Linked DNA regions of Homo sapiens: region 2 is linked to region 1. Evidence: chromatin loops called from intact Hi-C (ENCODE). Cell type or tissue: PC-9. All regions are shown on one strand. Links, peaks and the distances in the headings refer to the core of each region. The heading gives the core; the rest is flanking DNA.

What was found. A loop is a pair of places that touch in the nucleus more often than their neighbours do. Peaks named below come from ENCODE experiments on the same cell type or tissue, not always from the same donor. Only the 100,000 strongest peaks of a DNase experiment are listed, where the experiment ranks them.
Region 2: a loop joins it to region 1, with 6 times the contacts of the local background. A loop is called at or near these places in 2 of 110 quality-filtered maps.

Annotation. Positions count from the first base shown.
Region 1 is chr7:138,559,682-138,568,017 of GRCh38, reverse strand. It overlaps TRIM24 (tripartite motif containing 24), which reads right to left. Exons shown (of 19, transcript NM_015905.3): 10 at 364-537. It overlaps LOC124901755 (a long non-coding RNA gene), which reads left to right and starts at 2,315. Exons shown (of 2, transcript XR_007060556.1): 1 at 2,315-2,630; 2 at 8,243-8,336. In PC-9, for the core only: no CTCF peak of the experiment used is centred there; DNase peaks (open chromatin) are centred at 2,198 and 3,477; H3K4me3 peaks cover 2,080 bases; H3K27ac peaks cover 1,515 bases.
Region 2 is chr7:138,654,482-138,662,817 of GRCh38, reverse strand. SVOPL (SVOP like) reads left to right here. Exons shown (of 16, transcript NM_001139456.2): 6 at 2,830-2,954; 7 at 6,307-6,370. Among named protein-coding and RNA genes, the nearest start is that of SVOPL, 43 kb to the left of the region's middle. In PC-9, for the core only: no CTCF peak of the experiment used is centred there; DNase peaks (open chromatin) are centred at 3,697 and 4,647; H3K4me3 peaks cover 648 bases; H3K27ac peaks cover 1,962 bases.

The DNA of each region.
Region 1 (8,336 bases), core at 36-8,035:
GAAATCTTCTTGAGACGCTTCAAAGATTCATTTATTGTTCTATTTTGTGGAATGTAACTTGTATTTGTTAGAATACTTTTATCTTAGGAAATTTAATATACTCACCTAAAAGTTATCCATACCATATTATAAAAATTAATACCTATGGTCATTGATTATATTGGGCCATCACTTCTACATAAGTGGTTTAATTTCTCTTACTGATAAAAAGCATCAAACTTTGCAATTCACATTTATTTAAAAAATGAAAAAGAAGGCTTGCTCTTGGCTCTTTATAACCTGTTGCTTAATCTGTAAATTCTTTGTGATTTGAAAGTAGAAAGCAGCAGAAAAAGCAATTGAGAAAAGAAGGTAGATATATACCTGTTTTATGGCTTGTTGAGCCAAGAAAGCCATCTGTAGGGGGTTTGGCTTTATTGCTTGTCGTGGTATGTTCTGGTTTGGTGGATATCTCAGTTGTTGAGGATGAGGAGGAAGAACTGGTCCATTGGGTTTGGGGCTGTGATTCTGAAAGTTTATCAAACGTGGAGGCGGTTGCTAGAAAAAAGAAATTAAACCAATTTAGTAACAATCTTCTTCTGAAAAACAAATTATAAATCTCTATCTTATAAAACTTTTACAGAAAAATAGAACTCTGCCACAGATCAATCAATTATTAAGATTTACATAAGGGAATGAGGGGTGGGGGATGGGCAGACTTTCAGAATTTGTGTAAACAACTTTTTTAAAAGAACCTTACTAGGAAAGAACCTTGGGAGAGGGATTGCCACCTAGATTTTGTAAGTAGATTGTACCAGAATTGGACCTAGGCCATGTTGGGAAGTAAATAAAATGTGTCTTTGGTATCCTTCTAAGTCCTTCACAATTATCTTTCACAAAGAACTACCCTTTTGAAACCTCCTAAAAATAAAGTGATGGTAGAATAATAACTGCTAACACTTATTGAGCAGTTATTAAATGCCAGGTACTGCTTTAAATGCTTCACATGTATTCACTAATTTATTCTTAGCAATATTATTATAAAGCACAGATTATTTCTATTTTATAGATAAGAAAGCTAAAATAAAGCACAGAAAATTTAGTAACTTGCTCAAGATTAACAAAGACAATAAGGCATGGAGCTGGGATTTGAACAAGTAATCTGGCTCAGTGGGTGTACTCAAAATGAACAAATCGTTAATAATGAAAATAGTTGATATTAGTAACACTTAGTAAGTTTTAGATCTTATTGAGCCCTGGCAGGCATTTTACATATTATTATGTTATTGAGTCTTATGAAGTAGGTATTATTACCTTTGTTTTGCAAATTAGGAAACTAAAAGTTTGAAAACATAATTTGAAAAAAGTCACACAGCTAACACCAAGCAGCACACCAAGGCTTTAATCCAAATCTAGTCTGCCATATCATTACCAAAACATGTTCGGGTGCTTAGCTGGCTGTTAAGATACTGAGTAATTACAACTTAGAGGATGAGTCTCCATAGAAGAAAACATTTTCTGTTTTTTGTTTGTTTGTTTGTTTGTTTTTTGAGATGGAGTCTTGTTCCGATCTTGGCTCACTGCAACCTCTGCCTCCTGGGTTCAAGTGATTCTCCTGCCTCAGCCTCCCAAGTGGCTGGAATTACAGGAATGCCCCACCACACCTGGCTAATTTTTGTATTTTTAGTAGAGATGGGGTTTTGCCATGTTGGTCAGGCTGGTTTCGAACTCCTGACCTCAAGTGATCAGCCCACCTCAGCCTCCCAAAGTCCTGGGATTACAGGCTTGAGCCACTGTGCCTGGCCAGAAAACATATTTTCAAAGCAAAGTCTCCAAGAACAACCCTGGTTGATTACAGGAAGGCTGGGTGAAGGAATCACAAATGAGGCTGAAGCAGAAATAAAAAAGAGAAAAACAAGTTTCCCTGTACTTAGCTGACTCACTCCAAGGCCAGCAATATGCAGGGCCCTGGCAAAGCTTTGATAAAACTATCTGGAAAGCCAGAGCCCAAAGGAAGGAGCTCCAGAGACTCTCCCAACACCCCCTCAGAGCAAGCTTAAGCAAATCAAATTCCTTTACTATCTCCTCATCCCCCTTACCATTACTCAATTTCCAAGTTTTGTAAGTTCCTGTTTTTCCTTCAATGCAGCTGCAAGGTCACAAGCTATGCTAAGGATTATGAAACCTGTCACTGATTAACTGCCTTTGTTCTGCTTCTGTAAGCCTGCTTGCCTACACCATGAATTTCATGCCATTAGATTCCCACCACGCCATTTAAACTAGCCAACCCCCTTTCAGAAGTGTGTATAAAAGTCAAGCCCTGTCTTTGTTCAGGGCCTAGCCTTTGGATGTGAATCCGTTGGGCCAGTGGCCACTTAAATAAAATCCTCCTCTTCTACCTATTGGTCTCTCCAGTCCTCTGATTCCTGAAACATTTTCTGGGGGCTCGCCCGGGATTGGAGACGAAAGGTTTACTGTCTCTTCGCCTGTGAGACTGGAGCCCCAGGCCGGGAGAGACCTGTGACCCCAGGCGCCACTGGGAGAACTTCAACCCAGAGGGGTGATCAGCTCTCCCTTGACCCTACCTGACAGCACAATGGAACCTAAGCAGGAACAGGATGATTCCAGGAACAGTGCACTACAGGATTGTGGTAAGGTTTGAGCCCGAGGCAGGACCTGTCCCATAAGAATGGAAGGGGAGCCTGATCACCTCCCGGGGTGTAACTAGTGGTCAAACACAGGACGTGAGAGTGGCTTGCAAAGTCAGGGAAGCTCACAAGCTCACACCCCAACCAACCCAGGACATGAGAGTGGCTTGCAGAGTCAGTTGAGAAAGAGGAACTGGGAGCGGGGAAGTGTGTGAGTGCATGTGAAAGAGGCGGTTCCAGGAGGAACCAATGCGGGGAGTGATGTGTGGGGGCCGCAGTTCTCTTAGCGTAGACCATACACTCTGAGAGAACCATGGGACTGACCGGGACTAACAGTGTTCCACATATGGCTTAGGGAGGTGCCCCACAATTTAGTAATTGTGGGGGTCAAAACAGAGCCTCCAATGCTAAGTGGCATCTGAAATACTCCTGCGAGGGGGACGGTCTAATCGGTCCGAAGTGAAAGTGAGAGTGAGTGTGTTGCGCTGTAACTGGGAGGAAATGAGAGGGAAGTCGTCAAAACCCACCCCATTACAATGTATGTTAAAGAATTTTAAGAAAGGTTATGCAGGGGATTACGGGATGAAGTTGACCCCTCAGAGGTTGAGAACTCTGTGAAATAGAATGGCCCTCTTTTAGTGTCGGATGGCCAGCCAAAGGAACCACAGATAGGGAAACAATTGGCCATGTATTTAAGGTGGTGATTGGGGTCGAAGGACAGCCAGGGCACCCAGACCAATTCCCTTATATTGACTCATGGCTAAATGTAGTTCAAACTTGACCTGCATGGTTGCAGCCCTGCCTGGCAGCTTACTGCAAAATGCTTGTGGCTCAGACCGAGCCTAAAGTGAAAGTAAAATCAGCTTTGCTGGCAAATACGGAGACAAAGAAAAAGTCATGGGAAGGGCAAGAGAAACCAGTTTTGCAGGAACTGCCAGAGGAGATAGAAATTCCTCTTCCATATATTCCAATCTACCCCCATTTACTGAGGCCAACGGCCCCCAAGGAGTCAGATTCAGATGGTAACATGCTCCAAGACTCACCCCAAAAGGAAAGATCGGAGCCCCAGGAGGTCAGGGAAGAAAGATAAGATGATCAAGTGGGCTGCCTCCAATCTGGTCATGCTTGGGCTATGCAAATGCCTCTTAGGGAGACACGGGGACCCATCTATTATGATGAACAGGGTCAAGTCCAAGGGGGGCAACGGAACTTCATCTACCAGCCTTTTACAACCACTGATCTCCTAAACTGGAAACACCATACCCCCTCCTACATGGAGAAGACCCAGGCCCTCATAGATTTAATGCAATCCATCTTCCAGACACACAATCCTACGTGGCCAGACTGTAGGCAGCTCCTCTTGACACTGTTTAACACTGAGGAGTGCTGGAGGGTAATCCAGGCAGCTCTCTGCTGCCTAGAAGCCAGTGCACCTGAAGGCACACTTAACGTTCAGGCATACACTCAGGGCCAGTTTCCAGAAGCAGACCCCCACTGGGATTCAAATCATGCAGTCCAATTACAGTACCTACAGAGGTACCGAGAAGCACTCTTGCAAGGGCTAAAGGAAGGCAGGAAAAAGGCAATCAATATAGGAAATATCTCAGAAGTTCTTCAAGGAGCTGATGAGAGCCCTAGCCAGTTTTATGAGAGACTCTGTGAGGCATTCCAGCTTTACACTCCGTTTGACCCTGAGGCCTCTGAAAATCAGTGCACAGTGAACACGGCATTTGCAGGACAAGCCCAGGGTGACATCAGGTGGAAGATGCAAAAGCTAAAAAATTTCGCAGGCATGAATGCCACCCAACTTATAGGAGTGGCCACCAAGATGTATATTAACCGTGACCAAGAGGCAAAAAAGGAAGCAGATCGGAGGCTTAGGAAAAAGGCCAATATGTTAGCAGTGACCCTTACGGTAAGGGAAACTAGCATTGCAAGAGGGTGCGGATGTGGACACGGGCACAGACGGAGATGGGGCCAAACCAGACAGAGGCTCAAAAGCCGGCTGAGGTTAGATAAGCACCAATGTGCATGATGCTAAAAGGGACACTGGAAAAAATCAGTGTCCAGAGGGCAGTGAAGAAAATGGCGGAGGCTATGAAACAAAAATGCCACCAGTCAAAGGCTGCTGCACCCTGAAGGAACCAGATACCGACCTGATCGGGGTGGCAGGGACTGAAGAATATAAGGACAAGGACAGACCAGGCTCCTTCTCCTTAGGCCCCCAGGAGCCCATGGTCACATTAGAAGTGGGGGGCCAGCTAATGGACTTTATGGTGGACAATGGGGCTGAATAGCTGGTAGTAACCCGATCCATAGGACCACTATCCAAAAACTATACAACTATTGTAGGGGTCACCAGGGTCTCAGAGAAGAGGCCACTTTGTTGGCCAAGGAGGTTCGTTATAGGAGGACAAGAGGTCCAACATGAATTCCTGTACCTCCCAAATTGCCCAGTTCCCCTGCTGGGGAGAGACCTACTCTGAAAACTGCAAGCACAGATTGCTTTTGGGCTACAAGGGGATATGACTCTAAACCTGACTGACCCAAAGGCCATGGTGTTAACCCTTACCGTCCTGCAAACTGAGGAATGGAGGCTATACACAAAAAAGCCACCAGAACTGTCTCACAAACCAGGAATACTTGAATTATAGAGGCTACTTAATAAAATTCCTGGAGTATGGGCTGAAGATAACCCACCCGGGCTGGCTAAAGATTAGATGCCAGTGGTAGTAGAGCTAAAACCAGGGGCAACCCCAGTTTAGTTTGCCAGTACCTGGTTTTCCCGGAAGCCATATGAGGTGTTCACAAACACTTAGAGTGAGCGACTCTACTAACATGGAATCATGTTTGTAGTCAAATTCCAGTCACCCTGGAACATCCCACTCCTGCCAGTACAGAAGCCATCTGGAGAATACAGGCCAGTGCAGGACTTGTGTGCTGTGAACCACACTACAGTAAACATCCACCCGATAGTACCAAACCCATATACTTTGATGGGACTTATTCCAGCAAGTGCTGCCTGGTTTACTTGCCTAGACCTGAAAGATGCATTCTTCTGTCTTCACCTGGCACCAATTAGCCCATTTTGAGAGTCGCAAATGGGGCGAGTCGCAGTTCACCTGGACAAGACTCCCACAAGGATTCAAAAAATCTCCCACAATCTTTAAACCTCAAGGCCTACACCCCGCCAAATGACAACTGCACCTTGCTGCAATATATAGATGACCTTTTTTTGGCAGCCCCAACCCAAGAAGACTGCTTTCAAGGAACCCAAGACCTCCTCCATCTCCTGTATAAGGTGTCCAGGAAGAAGGCTCAAATCTGCTCCAGGAGAGTCCAATATTTAGGCTTTGAAGTAAGTCAAGGGGAACAATGGCTTGGCAGTGAGCGAAAGAAGGCTGTTTGTGCACTCCCCACTCCAAACACCCAGCGACAAATAAGAGAATTCCTAGGGGCAGCAGGGTTCTGCTGTATCTGGATCCCAAATTTCTCATTTATGGCCAAGCCATTATATGAAGCCACAAAAGAGGGGAGAAAAGGAGCCCCTCCTGTGGGAGGCTGACCAGGAGAAGGCATTTAAGCAGATCAAAGAAGCCCTAACTCAGGCCCCAGCCGTAGGATTGCCAGATCTAACTAAGCCTTTCTTTCTATATGTCCATGAGTGAAAAGGAATTGCTATAGGGGTCCTAATTCAGGTCATAGGATCATGGCATGGCCCGGTAGCATAATTATCCAAGCAACTGGATTCTGTGGCACTAGGATGGCCTCTGTGCCTCAAAGCACTAGCTGCCACAGCCCTATTAGCACAGGAAGCTGACCAACTGACTCTAGGGCAGCAACTGACCATCCAGGTACTGCACTCGGTTATAACTTTAATGGATCAGAGATGGCATCCTTGATTATCAAACCTAAGAATGACTCAATACCAAGGGCTCCTATGCAAAAATCCTCACATAAATACCCTAAACCTGGCTACCTTGCTCCCAACTGATTTGGAACCAGGAGGCCCCCTTCATTGCCGTGTAGATGGAGTAGGCGAGGTATCCTCAAGCCAGAAAGATCTTACACACCAACCCCTCAAGGACCCAGATGTTGAATACTTTACAGATGGAAGCAATTTTGTATTGGAAGGGGTCCGGCAGGCTGGGTATGCAGTAGTAACATTGGACTCAGTGGTAGAGGCTCAGTTTCTGCCCACAGAACATCAGCCCAAAAAGCAGACCTAATAGCCCTGACAAGAGCCCTTTTGCTAGCAAAAGACAAAAAAAGTCAATGTTTATACTGACTCCAAATATGCCTTTGCCACATTGCATGTTCATGGAGCTATATATAAGGAAAGAGGACCCTTAACTGCTGGGGGCAAAGAAATAAAGTACGAGGAAGAACTCCTACAGCTCTTAGATGCTGTATAGGCCCCAAAGAAAGTGGCTGTTATGCACTGCAAAGGCATCAAAAGGCAGGAACACTAGAGGCCAAAGGAAACAGAAAAGCAGACATGGAGGCAAAACAGGCAGGAATGACTACCCCGCATTGTAAAAAGGAAGCCCTAGCTTTGCCTCTCCTCCCAGAGGTCCCAAATTACTCTCCAAATGAAAGGGCCTGGTGTGCCAAACAGACTGGACATTACATTGAAGAACGATGGTGGAAATTCTCTGATGAGAGGCTAGCCATCCCTGAAATAGTGACCCCCAAATTTGTAAGACAATTCCATCAAGGAACTCATATAATAAGGAAAACGGCACTAGAAAGACTACTTGGACACCATTTCTATGTGCTGTGGCTCACTGCCATCACCCGAGCCGTTTGCAAACAATATCTAATTTGTGCCCAGAACAACCCACGGCAAGGGCCCACTCGGCCCCAGGAATACAGTAAATAGGAGCCACACCCTGTAAAAACCTACTAATGGACTTCACTGAGCTGCCCCGAGCCAGAGGCTATCCGTACATGTTAGTGCTTGTCTGCACCTTTTCAGGATGGGTCGAGACTTTCTCCACCAGAACAGAGAAAGCATGAGAAGTGACTAAAGTATTGTTAAGAGACATTATCACCAGATTTGGACTGCCCTTGACTCCAGGGTCAGACAATGGTCCAGCATTTGTAGCCGAAATAGCTCAAGATCTAGCAAGGCTGTTAAAAATAAAATGGAAGTTACACATAGCCTATAAGCCACAGAGTTCAGGAAAAGTGGAACACATGAATTGGACACTTATACAGCTACTGAAGAAATATTGGCAAAAAACTCATCTGAGATGGGATCAAGTCCTGCCCATGGTCCTCCTCTGAGTCAGGTGCACCCCCACCAAACAAACTGGCTATTTGCCCTATGAGATCTTGTTCGGTTGGCCATCCCCAATCATAGGTCAAATTAAAGGTGACCTCCATGAACTAGGGGAATTAACCTTAAGAAGGCAAATGCAGGCTTTAGGGATAAGCCATGCAAAGAATCCATGGCTGGGTACAGGAAAGAATGCCCATAAGCCTAACAGACCCATCACACCCTTTTAGACCTGGGGACTCTGTTTAGGTTAAGAAATGGAACCCAACCACTTTAGGACCCATATAGGATGGGCCCCATACTGTAATCTTGTCCACTCCCACTGCTGTTAAAGTTGCAGGAACTGTGCCTTGGATCCACCACAGTCAGCTGAAACCAGCAGCCCAAGACAAGTGGACCAGCCAACAGGACCCAGACCATCTGACCCA
Region 2 (8,336 bases), core at 49-8,048, 95 kb before region 1:
CTCTACCCAGAAGGATTAAAGGAAGGAAGGCCGCTAAGTGGCTCTATTTGAACTTTTAAAGGTTGGGACTTAGAAGCAGTCATGGGTTGGTTAGATGCCCCCACCACGTCCAGTTTACTGTGGTGGTGTTGAGAACAGAGGTCTGATATCAGTGGGGGCACACATCTGTTCTCCATTTATCCATATCTTCGCTTCTAATGAGTTAATAAGGGGAATGGAAAAGGCCCCTTAGCCCTTCAGAGCAGCCCTATTGGGAGGTTTTTTCCTCTGGTTTTCATTTAAATGACTAGTCCACTGCTGCAACAGCAAGCTCAGAAGAAGCTGTTCTTTCAGGACTATGTGTCATGAGTGAGTGTCCATAAAGTCTCTAACCCCCCAGAGCACCCAAGTAGGTTGGGAGGGAGCAAGTCTCCCTTAATTTTGGGGCAAGAAAACTCACCCTCAGGCACCTATCTGTTTGAAACTAGCAGGAACTGGCCACAAATGAAAAGAGAAGTCCAAATTACAATCAGTAGGAAACAGATGCAAGTTTTAAAGCCTGTGATGGAATTTTAGGACAAGAAAAAGTAAAATGACTAGTGCTGGATGGCCAAGACCATTAAGCCAAACCTGCTGCTATGAGGCAGAGGCAGAGAAAGCAGAAGTTCTCTGCAGAGCCATTTGCCTGAATGTCCCGTCCAGGGACAGAAATGGAAGCCCATGCTCTTAAATGAGAGAGTTTATAAAGAAGCCACCCAAACTGTAGACCTCAACCTAAAGGAAAGGAGGGCCAGATTCAGAAAGACTCACCCTTTTGCCCCCAGTGAAACCTCTGGAGTTAGGGGAACGCAGTGGGTTCATGCAGCAAGTTCAAGAGGAGCCTATTGGTAATTGTGGGGGTAAGGGGTGGTGTTGCTCTGAACCTTGCCAGCTATGCCAGAAATATTGACCTAAAGGAAGAAACAGAGACGAAATTAATATAAGTAGGGAGTTTATTTGGACCAAGATTGAGGATTGCAGCTCGGAAGTCATACAGTCCAGTTGCCCTGAATATATGCTCCGATTAGCAGCAGTTACAAGTGGGTTTTTTAAAGGAGGAGAGAAAAGAATTTGGGGGCACTTCCTAAGTTATTTACTAATAATTTACATTGGTTCGTTAAAATAAGGTATGCTATCAGCTGATTCTACATCTTTCTTGGTGTCACAAAATCTAAAAACATGGAGATAATGGATGAGCGTCACATTGTGCAACTTGCGGTAACCTTTTAGGTAATTTATCAGCTAGTCTGGAAACTACAGGGAAGGTAAGAAAAACAAAATGAAATACAATTACCCTGGGCATGGGTGCGGGAATGTGACCGGAGTCGCATGCTCCTGTGTCTCTGGACCTGATAAATTCTGCATACCTCACATTCCTCAGACTGTTCTGAGCCGCTTTTCTCTCTCAAGTTGATGGATGTACGGAGTTAAAACATATTAGAGTGTGGACATTTGCAGGTATAAACATAAGCAGCTACACATTTTGCTCATGTTGGTATAGCTTTGAAACTAGCTACGTGCTCAAAGTCACGTGCCTACTAAGATTAGACATCAAGACATAAATTATGTCTTCTGATTACAAACCCAGGTCTGTCTTTTCTATTTGCTTGATTTCTGGTGAAATCCTCTCTGAGCATAAACACAAATGGAGGAATCTCAAAGGAAAACATTAGTAGAATTGGCTGTATGTTTTAAAGTACATGAAATAAATAGCATAGATTCTTGTAAATTTGAAAACACGAGTATCTCAAAAAAGCACAAAAAGGCATTTTATAAAAGAAATACAAATTATCAAGAAACTTTGAAAAAACATTAAAGTACAGGAGTTATCAAAAACAAAATACATAGCAAGATATAATTTTTCCTTATCAAATATGTAAGGAAATTTTTCCTTAAAGAGTCCTGCACCGTTGAAATGGACATTTTCATGACTTGCAAGTATATAGACACCCTTACTATATATAACACCCTGTTGGTGTTAATATATCATTATTATTATATAATATTATTAAACCCTATTGGTATAATTTTTCTGACCATCAGCCTGGCAGTATGAAACATGAACCTTGAAAATATTCTGCTAACCTGAACATTTGTCTTCCAGAAATCTAGCTTGCTAAAGATATCAGAGAGGGCATAACGACTTATGTACAGATATCATCGCAGCTTATTTTAATAATGAGAAGATCTGAAACAACTTAAACTGCAACAGTAGAGCAAGGTCTTATGTATTATATTACATGTATGAAAGTACATCTTTCCACTGGAACATTTATAGCCAGCCATTAACACTTCGTTTTCTCTCATAAACAGAGAAGATAAAACAGTGTTAAGAGTTATCTTCTCTGGGTTGGACAATCAATGGTGATTTCAATTTCTTAATTTTCTTTTTTCTTCTGTATTGTTTACTATGAATTTATCCTTATAATTAAAGAAAAAGCAAATACCTTAAATGTTCTCCTTGTACTCCTCCCAACATACTGCCTCATTACGTCCCCAGCAGCCCTGTGAGTAGGGAGGACACGTTTTTGCCTTTTGATGTCCAAGTTCAGGGACCTGCCACCCATGAGGGTGGGCACAGCATGGTAGTTTTAAAGAATGGTCTGAACTTGGTAGGTCTGGGCTTCCAGACAGTAGAATGGCATGGATTGTATTGTTGGATGATTGTGAAAGACCAGTGGGCTTGCTACAGGTTAGCTCCTCAGAGAAGCAACTATCAGGATGGAAACCGAAAATCGCCTTCAGAAGTTAGGGCTTCTTCCCTCCCCGCATTGAGGCAGGTCCCATTCATGTGTTCTGCTGTTGCTTCAGATTCTGCTCATCTCGTTCCTGTGGGGAGCCTATTTCTCCTTGCTGACCTCGTTTGCTCCTTCGTACATCTGGTTTGTCTTCCTGCGGACGATGGTGGGCTGTGGTGTGTCCGGCCACTCGCAAGGGTAAATATGTTACCCAGGGGACCCTGAGACAGAAACGTGTACCCCTGCAGGCCCTGATGCACACACACTGCGCTTAATAGACCAAAAGCATTGTGAACCCAACATATCTGAGACAGGTTTCAGTCCATTTAGAAAGTTTATTTTTGCCAAAGTTAAGGATGTGGCTGTGACACAGCCTCAGGAGGCCCTGAGGACATGTGCCCAAGGTAGTTGGGGTATAGCTTGTTTTATATATTTTAGGGAGACATAACACATCAATTAATACATGTAAGATTTACATTGGTTCCATCTGGAAGGGCAGGACAACTCAAAGGGTGGGGGACTTCCAGACCACAGGTAGATGTTAACATATTAATTTTTTTTTTTTTTTTCGAGATAGAGTCTGGCTCTGTTGCTCAGGCTGGAGTGCAATGGCACAATCTCAGTTCACTGCAACCTCCGCCTCCTGGGTTCAAGCGATTCTTTTGCCTCAGCCTCCAAGTAGCTGGGATTACAGATGCCTGCCATCATGCCCGGCTAATTTTTTGTATTTTTAGTAGAGACGGGGTTTCGCCATGTTGGCCAGGCTAGTCTCGAACTCTTGACCTCAGGTAATCCACCCGCCTTGGCCTCCCTAAGTGCTAGGATTATAGGTGTGAGTCACTGTGCCTGGCTGATCTAAACATTTTCTGATTGGCATTGGTTGAAGGAGTTATCAGTAGAAAAGAATGTCCAGGTTAAGACATTCTGGTCTCCACAACCAAGGTTTTATCATGCAAATGAAGCCTCCAGGTAGCCAGCTTCAGAGAAAATAGATTGTAAATGTGTCTCACCAGACTTAAGGTCTGCGTTGATGCTAATGCTAGAGGGATATAATGAGGCATGTCCGACCCCACTTCCTGTCGTGGCCTGAACCAGTCTTTCAGGTTAAATTTTAGAGTGCCCTGGCTGAGGAGGGAATCCATTCAGATGGTGGTAGTTGGTAGATGAATGGGGTTGGGGTTGGGGCGGGGGGGCACTTCAAATTTTATTTCTAGTTTACAGCATTAATAAGTTACAGATTTATAGATGTCACTTGTGCAAACTCAGTTTAAGCTTTGTTTGGTTTTTAGTGATAGCTGCTTATTTAATGCTCCAGCAGGAGCAGTTTTCTCCTTAAAATGATGCTTGATGGTGAGGCTAGCAGAGTGCTAGATCAAGCAGGTGTTAGCTTTTTTGTTCATAAGGCTAGTCATTGTTTTTGAGATGTGCAATATTTTGTTACAGGAAATACTAACAAGTGTCAGGTAACAAAATGTCAACCCAGGCTGGGCGTGGTGGTGGCTCGCATCTGTAATCTGAGCACTTTGGGAAACTGAGGCAAATCCCTTCAGCCCAGGAGTTCAAGACCAGCCTGGACAGCATAGTGAGACCCTCGCTCTACAAAAACAAACAAACAAACAAAAATTTTTGAAGTCAATCCAAACATAATTTATTAATTTCTTGAATTTGTTGGAAGAGTTTAGTTTGACCATAAGCCCCTGTAACATTTAGGAGTAACTATTTTTGAGTACTATCACCCTATGATTTAAGACTCCTCTTGTAAAAGGGAGGGGGGGGAATATGTCAGATGGGATCGAACTAGAGTGACTCCATCTTTAATAGGGGCTGGGTAAAATGAAGCTGAGACTTGCTGGGCTGCATTCCCAGGAGGTTAGGCATTCCTAGTCACAGGAAGAGATAGGAGATCAGCAGGACTGGTTTCACAAGATACACATCACAAGACACCCCGCTGATAAAACAAGATGTGGTAAAGAAACTGGCCTAAACCCACTAAAACCAAGATGGCGACCAAAGCGAGCTCTGATTGTCTTCACTGCTTATTATACTCTAATTATAATGTATTAGCATGCCAAAAGACACTCCCAGTGGTGCCAGGACAGCTTACAAATGCCATGGCAATGTCCAGAAATTACCCTAAATGGCCTAAAATAGGGAGGAACCCTCAGTTGCAGGAACTCCCCTCCCCTTGAATTCACAGGACCCCTTGGGCTCTTCTCTTCTTGGTGCCTTGGAGGAGATTATTCTTAAAATATGTTAGGAGATGTCAAAGCACCTAATTACTGCCTTCATGTGTTAGAGAAAGAATTGTTCTTCCCTGGGGCATACAGTAAGCTTTGAGCTTTGGAGCCCTAAAGGAGTAGAAGCTAAGTAAAAATATAAAACATTCCCCAGGAAACAGCTCAATAAATATGTTAAAAATCCCCAAATTCTGGCTAACAACAGCAACAGAGAAGAGCAATTAGAAAACTGATGGAATATGTTTCTATTTATTCTTATATTCAGAAGAAAATATGTACTTAATTAGAAACTTGTGCCTTGACTGTCCTCATGAATTGAGAGAACTATTTACCTTCTCTCAGGTGTATTTTAATTTCCCAATGTGTTTTAGAAAAGGGAATCAGGCTGAGTGCAGTGGCTCACCCCTATAATCCCAGCCCTTTAGGAAACCAAGGTGCAACAGTTGCTTGAGGCCAGGATTGGCAATGCAGCAAGGTCCCATCTCTACAAAAAATTTAAAAATTAGCTGGGTGTGGTGGTGAGCACCTGTAATCCCAGCCACTTGGGAGGCTGAGGTGAGAAGATCTCTTGAGCCCAGGAGTTTGAGGCTGCAGCGAGCTGTGATCAAACCACTGTACTCCAACCTGGGAGACAGCCAGACCTTGTCTCTAAAATAAATAAATAAATAAATAAATAAATAAATAAATAAACAAATAAGAAAAGGGAATCAGGCTTGGGAAAACATTTTGCCAGTGCTTCCCTTGGCAAAACAGATAAGGCTTATATTTCTTTTTTTTTTTGTCTTTTCAACATGGAGTTTCGCTCTTGTTGCTGGAGTGCAATGGCACAATATTGGCTCACCACAACCTCCACCTCCTGGGCTCAGGTGATTCTCCTGCCTCAGGCTCTTGAGTAGCTGGGACTACAGGCATGCGCCACCACACCCAGCTAATTTTGTATTTTTAGTAGAAACGGGGTTTTTCCATGTTGTCCAGGCTGGTCTCGAACTCCTGACCTCAGGTGATCCACCCACCTTGGCCTCCCAAAGTGCAGAGATTACAGGTGTGAGCCACCACACCTGGCCAGGCTTATATTTCTTAAGTGTTAGAAGGTTTAAAGTATTGGGAGTAAAGATGTAAACCCAGGAGCAATTGTCAGTTTCGTTCTTACTGTTCTCTTATGTGGATATTAGCTGTCATAATTCTCTTCTGATATATAATCAACTTCTATGCTTTTGAATTCTTTATCCCTGTGACAAGAAAAACTGATTATTTTTTAAAAGATGATTTAGTTTTTTAAAACAAAATTATGCTTTTTCCTGCTTCCTGTTTAGGTTAATCATAAAGACTGAATTTTTGCCCACGAAATACCGAGGCTATATGTTACCCTTGTCTCAGGTAAGGCAACGTAGGAGTTCTACCTGCCTTTGGCATCCTATGGGATAAGATGTACATATAGGCATACCTTGGAAATACTGCTGGTTTGGTACCAGCTCGCTGCAATTAAGCGAGTATCAGAATAAAGTGAGTCACACAACCTTTTTGGTTTCTCAGTGCATGTAAATGTTATGTTTACACTATACTAAAGTCTAGTAAGTGTGCAGTAGCATCATGCCTAAAAAGCAATGTACACACCTTAATTTTAAAATACTTGATTGCTGATAAATTCTAATGATCTTCTGAGCCTTTAGAGAGTCATAATCTTTTTGCTGGTAGAAGTTCTTGCCTCAGTGTTAATGGCTGCTGGCTGATCAGGGTGGCGGTTGCTGAACATTGAGGTGGCTGTGGCAATTCCTTAAAAAAAGATAACAATGAAGTTTGCCACATCAATGGACTTCTTCTTTTCCTGAAAGATTTCTCTGTAGGATGCAATGCTGTTTGATAGCATTTGACCCACAGTAGAGAACCTCTTTCAAAATTGCAGTCAATTCTCCCAAACTGTGCCACTGCCTTATCAACTAAGTTTATGAATATTCTAAATTCTTTGTTGTAATTTCAACAATGTTCATAGCTTCTTCACCAGGAGTAGATTTCATCTCAAGAAATCACTTTTGTTGCTTATCCATAAGAATATAATCCTGTAATATATATTACAGTAATAAATGAATATATATCTATATTACACAAATATAGTATATATTACACTAATATTGCATGTACATATATGTAAATTATACGTAAATATATTAGTATAATATATATATAATAGTATATATACATTTATATGCACATATATTACTGTAGAGTGTGTGTGTAGGGGTGTGTGTGTGTGTGCGTGTGTGTAGCTTATATCACCTTGGAGGATAAAAGTGAGGCTCTGATATTTTTATTTTATTTTTTGAAATGGAGTTTCGCTCTTGTTGCCCAGGATGGAGTGGAATGGCGCCATCTTGGCTCACTACAACCTCTGCCTCCTGGGTTCAAGTGATTCTCCTGCCTCAACCTCCCAAGTAGCTGGAATTACAGACGTGCACCACCATGCCCAGCTAATTTTTTATATTTTTGGTAGAGATGGGGTTTCACCATGTTGGCCAGGCTGGTCTCAAACTCCTGACCTCAGGTGATCCACCCGCCTCGGCCTCCCAAAGTACTGGGATTACAGGCGTGAGGCACTGTGCCCAGCTGGCTCTGATTTTTCTTTTCTTTTCTTTTTTTTGAGACAGGGTCTTGCTCTGTCACCCAGGCTGGAGTTTAGTGGTGCGATCTCAGCTCACTGCAACCTCTGCCTCCCAGGCTCAAGTGATCCTCCCACCTCAGCCACCTGAGTAACTGGGATTACAGGTGCGCATCACTACGCCAGCTGATTGTTGTATTTTTTGTAGAGATGGGGTTTCTCCATGTTGCCTAGGCTGGTCTCGAACTCCTAAGCTCAAGCAATCTGCCCGCCTTGGCCTCCTAAAGTGCTGGGATTACAGGCATGAGCCACTGTACCCAGCAGGCTCTGAATTCTTTTTTTTTTTAAAAAAAAAAAAAAAAAGGAAGTGAAACAGGAAGTGAAAATGTGGTCTCACTATGTTGTGTGGAGATGTGGTCTCACTATGTTGACCATGCTTTTCTGAAACTCATGGCTATTCTCCTGCCTCAGCCTTCCAAAGTGTTGGGATGACAGGTGTGAGCCATCTTGCCTGGTGAGCAGTAATATTTTAAAAAACCTTTTTTTCCGAGAAGTAGGTCTCAACAGTAGTCTTAAAATAGTAAACCGCCTGTAGTCCCAGCTACTCGGGAGGCTGAGGCAGGAGAATCGCTTGAACCTGGGAGGAGAAGGTTGCACTGAGCCAAGATTGCACCACAGCATTCCAGTCTGGGTGACAGAGCGAGACTCCGTCTCAAAAAAAAAAAAAAAAACAAACTCAGTAAACCATGC